Regions from separate parts of the Homo sapiens genome. Here region 2 is linked to region 1. Evidence: chromatin contacts called from ENCODE Hi-C data. All regions are on one chromosome and are shown on one strand. Each heading gives the region's core, a stretch centred on a gene start or an enhancer-like site at or near the end of the contact. The rest is flanking DNA. Distances are from core to core; before and after follow the strand shown.

What was found. Hi-C counts contacts between places; a loop is a spot of excess contacts on that map. Pooled maps may share reads with other maps.
Region 2: a loop to region 1 is called in a pooled map, with 2.2 times the contacts of the local background. The contact joins the enhancer-like site here to the promoter of ACSM3 in region 1. A Hi-C loop is called at or near these places in 2 of 168 maps with a recorded cell type or tissue (DLD1 and endothelial cell of umbilical vein) and 7 of 50 pooled maps.

What each region holds. Positions count from the first base shown.
Region 1 is chr16:20,762,417-20,765,640 of GRCh38, reverse strand. It overlaps ACSM3 (acyl-CoA synthetase medium chain family member 3), which reads right to left and starts at 1,627. Exons shown (of 14, transcript NM_005622.4): 1 at 1,516-1,627. RefSeq lists an enhancer at 1,361-1,490.
Region 2 is chr16:20,850,124-20,853,347 of GRCh38, reverse strand. No RefSeq gene overlaps it. Among named protein-coding and RNA genes, the nearest start is that of REXO5, 45 kb to the right of the region's middle. Within about 2 kb of position 1,532, at least 26 of the 41 ENCODE cell types and tissues checked have a DNase peak (open chromatin) inside an H3K27ac peak, as active enhancers do; they include endothelial cell of umbilical vein, where a contact is called at or near this core.

The DNA.
Region 1 (3,224 bases), core at 378-2,877:
CGGCTGGTCTTGCTCCCATGAAGCTTATAGACTATTAAGGAAGACATTAAATAATTATGTAAATATTAATATGATTGGAGATAAATATATCATACTTAGCTTGCTGATTCTGAATAGAATCAGAGTTTAGTATGATTTGTTCCCTAGCTCCCATACAATACTCTACACCACATTCAGAATCCTTCAAACGTATGTTGAAAAGAAAATTGATCAGTCATTTGGAGCTTAAAATGAACCTAACCATTCTGTTCTACCAAAAAGCAAATATCGACATCCTCTTCATCAAAACCATAAGATTACCTTCTCCTCAACAAAGTTCTTTTCCTCCCTTTTCATCGATCTTAGCATTTTACAACTTCTATTTCCCAGGTTTATAAAATTATTTGTAGGTAAAATTGCTGAGATAACTTTCCCAGGGTGACTCCAGATTTTTATACTGAGCCACAGAAACATTGGTAAGGAAAACTCTTCTAAGAAAGACAGTACCACCCCTGGTCAGATAGGCTTCTGAAAGTATTTAAGGTCTCATCTGAAATGCAAGCTCTTTGTCCCTACAGCCAAGGGGGCTTTAGCCTCCCCACAGCTCCCTAAACATCCCTCCCTCTAAGTATCCAAGTAATAACAGTAGTTTAACATATACAGCCTCAACGCAAGGTAAATTCACTGCTGTTGTCTCCAAACCCAACCAGACCCTGCCTGAAGCCCCTCCTATACAGAACTTTTGCAGCTGCCCTTGACCACCTAAAGGAGAAAACTGGCTGCTCTTAGGTTTGCATCTGTGTTTCCCAAAGTTTCCTGGAAGTAATTTACATACTTTCTGGATGATGCAGAAGATGGATTCCCATCTGTCACTGAGCAAGGTGGGGAGCTAAGCAGACAGTACAATGAAAATCTCAGCCACTACCTGGTCTTTTTTTTGAGATGGAGTCTTGTTCTGTCACCCAGGCTGGAGTGCAGTGATGCAATCTCAGCTTACTGCAAACTCCACCTCCCAGGTTCAAGTGACTCTACTGCCTCAGGCTCCCAAGTAGCTGGGGTTACAGGCACCTGCCACCACACCTGGCTAATTTTTTATTTTCAGTAGAGATAGGGTTTCACCATGTTGGCCAAGCTGGTCTCGAACTCCTGGCCTCAAGTGATCTGCATCTGCCCACCATAGCCTCCTAAAGTGGTGGGATTACAGGCTTGAGCCACCGCATCTGGTTCAATTAAAATTAAAAAAAAAATTTATCAACTTAATACATGTACATAGTTTTTCAAAAAATCAAATAGCACCAAAAGGCTCAACATGAAAACTCAGCTGCTACATTTATAGCCTTTTGTGTGTGCATACTCCTCATCACTTAATAGATAGTATCACACAACTGAGAAATTCTGAGAGAAACTTTGGCTGCCCAAGACTTTAATGACAGCATTTTTGATTGTTGGTTTTGTTCATCTGTTTGTTATCTTTGCTCAAAAAACAGATGTGCCAGTTCAGGAAATCTTACACAGGAGGGGAGATGAGGTACTCACTAGTTAACAGATTCCAACACAGATGGAGATTATGGCAGACTTGTTTCTTAGAAGAGCAGCCCTGAACCTTGAGTTCTCACATCTGCTTTTTCCTCGTGGCAGTCTAAAGAAGAGGGAGGAGCAGTCTGACAATCCGGAGGAGCAAGACTGGCCCAAAACACTTTCCTTGATTGGTGGAGACATTCTGGAGGAGGAGCCAAGCTCTGGGCTAAAGTTTACAGGACTCCCAGCGGTTCCTCTTACAGGTAATGATTTACAGAAACAGCAAGCTTTTGAGGGGCGGAGAAAGCAAATTATTAACAAGAAGGAAAGTGTCCAAGGAGTTGCCGAAGTGGTTAGTTCTGTAAAGGGGCAGAGAGAGCACTTCTCAGAAGGAAGAACAGATGGAGGAAGCCATAGAGGAGTTTTGAAATTGAAAGGAAAGAAGTTGAGGGGCGGTTATGGGTTGGCCTAAATCTCATCAAGCCCATTGGTGCGTTTATCTGTCGAAGTGGCAGGACTAAACATAAACGCTATCAGGTTACTCCCCTGCTCAAATCTTTCAGTGCTTCTTTTTCCACTCCAGGTAAAATCCGAGTCCTTACATGAACTGCAAGGAGTTGTATGATCTGGCACAGGGTCCTCTGATCCACAGCCCATTCTCCTTCCTCTGCCTCACTCTGCACAGCCACCGGCCTCCTTGCTTTTTCTCAAACACACTTGCCTGTTTCAGCCTCAGGCTTTCTGAATTCACAGTTTCCACTGACTGGAACTCTTTCCTCAGATATCCCCCTGGCCAAATTCCTCATTTTCTGAGGTGTCTTATTAAATAACTCTTCCCTTACCTCATTTTCTAAAGTAGCACTCTTCATTTTTTCTCTTTTACCATTTTTTAACTTTTTACATCTCTTACTATCACCCTTGAGGGTAAGAACTCTTTTTGTTTGATGGTGTATCTATTGCCTGGAATAGCTACTGGCAAATTTTAGGCATTCAATAAATAGTTGATGGATATGTGAATAAATAAAGGACTCTTTCAATTACATGTGAGAGACCCAACTTTACTTAAAGAGGAATTTGTTGGTCACTTTTGAGTTCTAGGAGTCTTTTGTTGTTGATTCCTTGGGATTTTCTGTGTAATCACATTACCTGTAAATAAGTAAACAGATCTTACTTCTTTCTTTCAGATCTATATGCGTTTTATTTCCTTTTCTTGCCTTATTGCGCAGGCTAGAGTGTCTAGCTCTACGTTGAATAAGAGTGATGAGAGCAGACATCCTTGCCTTGCTTTTGATCTTAGAGGGAAAACATTCAGTCTTTCATGGTTAGGTACAATATTAGTAGTAGGTTTTGTGTAGATGCCCTTTATCAAGTTGAGGAAATTCTCCTCTATTTCTATTTTTTTCTGAGTGTTTTTATCATGAATAGGTGTTGAATTTTGGCAAGTGTTTTTTCTGCATCAGTTACTATAAGCATGTGGTGTTTTTCTTCTTTAGCCTGTTAATAAGATAGATTACACTGATCTTCTAATATTGAACCAGCCTTGCCTCCCTGGAATAAACCTTGCTTGGTCCTGTTGTATATTTCTTTTTCTGTATTGCTGAATTCTATAGTTATGTCTCTTGACAAATTTGAGAACTTTTCAGCTATTATTTCTTGGAGTAAATTTTTAGCCCCCATGTTAGATCTTTTATGATAGTTTCACAGGTCCCTGAGGCTCTGTTCTTTTT
Region 2 (3,224 bases), core at 283-2,782, 88 kb before region 1:
AAGGGTTAGTCTGCCTGATAAGATTAGGGAGCTTGCCTAACCTCTCCATTTCCTTTCCTTTACGTTGACTTGTGAGGATGCCCTGTCTTAAAAACATAAGGCTCCTACCTGAGTTTAACATTCTTCTGTTCAGTGTTCTGACCCTTGTCCCGTCTCTTGACTCAGGGGTGCTGAAAAAGTCCTGGTGGAATGTAGCAGCACCAGTGCAGTCAGCAGCGAAGCATCTTAACTCTACAGTGTTCTGTAATCCATGCTGATGGAGACTCTCCATGGGCCCTGTGTTTATCTGGGGTGATGCTGCTAAAACTGCTAGTACATCATAGAGCTACACAATAGTGTGGTACTACTACATGACAAGACAGAAGAAAACATGAATACTGGCCCTAGTATACACATGGACTTAAATGATAAAGGAGCATCCTCCTTTATTGGGTAAGTAAAGCTAGATAATTGGGTAAAATTATCTAAATATTTGGGAGAAAGTTATTACATGCCAAGATAAATTCCAAGAAAAATAAGGCTATGAAGTATAGACATTAAATCATTAGAAATATATAAACTTGTCATTGGATCCAGAGATCAGTCAGGGCTTTCTAAGCATAAAAGCAAATAGAGGAAATCACAAAAGACTAAACATAAAATGATATACCTTAAAAAGCAAACTAAAATTTTGTAATAGTTTGTAAATGGACACTATATATAGTGAATCCATAAGGCGCTCTTAAAAATTCAGTATGGAAAAGGATCTGGCTTCCCAATAGAAAAATGGCAAAGGATATGAACAACTCACTTAGGAAAAATAATTTACCAAAAAGCTTCTGGGAAAAAAAGCAGGATGCCAATCTAAAGGGTATTCAAATAAGCAGACATTAAATATACAATGAAAAATTTTAAATGGCAAAAATTTGAAAGAAATCTATGCTAGTAAACAGTAAAATCCTTTCTGGAGTTAAAAGCATGTGTTCGTACTCTTTAACCCAATAATTTCACTTAGGCACTTTTCCTAAAAGAAATATCTCCCAAGGATGTATGTGCAAGGATATCACTGGCAGCATCATTTGGGAACAACTTCCAAGGTCAACAAAAGGGACTGTTTTAGAAATTATGGCATACATCAATGCTAGAATATTACACAGCTATTAAAACTCTGCTTTTGAATAATAGAATTTCTATCATCATGGAAAAAGTTGATCGATTATAAAATATTGGCAGTCATTGACTGTTGATGGTGGGATCAGTTGTGATTTAAATTTTTCTGTATTTTTCAAATTTTCATTAATAGGTTTCCTTTTAATAGGGAAGAGGTTATTTACAAAAAGGGGGGCAAAAAGAAATGAACAACCCCCCCTATGGTCAAGGAGACCAGAAAATGGGAGTAATGTGTTCAAAGCCTAAACCATGAGTTCTGTAAAAGCCCTTGGAGTTGCTTTTCCCCCATAAGAAGCTGCTTCTCCAGCAGCTGCCTTGGCAGCTCTGCGCTGGCTGCCTAGAAGGGTGTGGGAGGAAAAATGCACAAACGCACTTATGAATGGAATGTGTGTTTTGCAAGAGGCCAAGTTGGCAGCTTTGGCTTCCAAAAGGTGGAGCATCAGGCTAAAGAACAGAGTGTGCAGACTGAAGTCTCAGAGGCCTTGTAGTGCAGGCCCATCTCTGCAGAGTTCTGGAGTTGGATCCCTGGGGAAACCTCCACCCCTACCCTTTTTCCTAAGAAAAAGATGGCCTTGGCTATTCTTGAGAGCAAGTGGAGTGCTCTTGGTACAGGGAGATGATCCCTAGTAAAATAGTATGTCATTTATTCAGCACTCAATCTTGACTTTTCCTAGTTTAATCCTCATAACCTTATGAAGTACTAATTTCCCCTATTTTAAAGGTGAGGAAACAGGCCCAGAGAGGGAAATTAATTCACACATAGTGCATTACTGTGTTATTTTCCACAAATGTCTCAATAATCAAAATAGTTATTTCCTTATTTTATACAGCTGTGGAAATAGCCTCAAATGAGGTTAAGTGACTTGCCCCAAAATACTCAGGTGTGTGTGGGAGGTGAAGCTCCAACCCAGGCCTCTTCATATCCGAGGCAGACACTTAATTTATCTCTCAGGACTTGAGCCTCAAGAGGTAAACAGCAGCTAAGCTCTCACAGCTTTGGAGCTCAGCTGGGCAGGAAGGAACCCAACAACACTGTCAGTTTCAAGTTGTTCTCAGGGCCTTGCAGCGGAAGTTGGCAATTCACCTAGGGAACTTTCCTCCTGATGAAGGGACTTGAATCAAGTTGCGGTGTCTGATCCCAAGTCAAGCTCTTCAGTTCTGGTTCCACATAGGGCCAGATCTTACAGAAGCTACATTTAAACTTTCATATAGGACCAGATCTTATGAAGCTACATTTATAAGATTAAACACTGCTCCAACTGCCCAACCCTAAGAGTTAATTTTAAGTAGAATTATCTTTCTCTTCTTTTCTTCTCCTGACAGCAGGTGGTAAGAATTATTTTCCAATTATAAAAGCAATATATGTTGAATGTTAAAAAAAATCGAGTCTACAACAGAAAAGCATTTGTTAAAACCTGATTTGTCAATGGCACTAGCCATAGATAAATACTATTAACGTTTTGGCATATAGCCTTGCAGGTTTTGTTAGAAGCCTATGTATAGCTTTGTATATTTTCTCCTACAAAAGTGTACTCAAACTACATGCTATTCTGTATCCCTCCAGACTTCATACAACAAATAATATACAGTACTGTGAATGTATAATCTCACTAATCTGTAATCCTCTCGGATACATACCATTATTATCCCAAGCACAGAAATGTTAAGCAATTTATTCAAGTTCACACAATAATTTAAAAAGCTGGGATTCAAAGTCAAGCATTCTGGATCCAGAGGTCTACTGCCTCTTCTTGAAGATCTCTTTCACCGAAGATTTTATTTACTCTCTCTCACACACACATTAGAACTGGCTACCTAGAACTCCATTGTAATAACCCTCTGATAGCTCCTTCATTACATGTTTTTGTGTAGCTATCCTAGTATCCTAGGATAATGCTGTAGAATTGCAGGGTCTCAGTGTACAGAGCAATTTACGAGGTTTTTGGGTATGATACATACTGTATGCCAGATTCATCTTTTCTGGAGGGCAGTTAATATTTCTAGTAGTTTTGGAATTGGGTGCCTATGCCCCATGTCCTTTCCAACACAGATTGTTATCAGTTTGAGAGTTGATT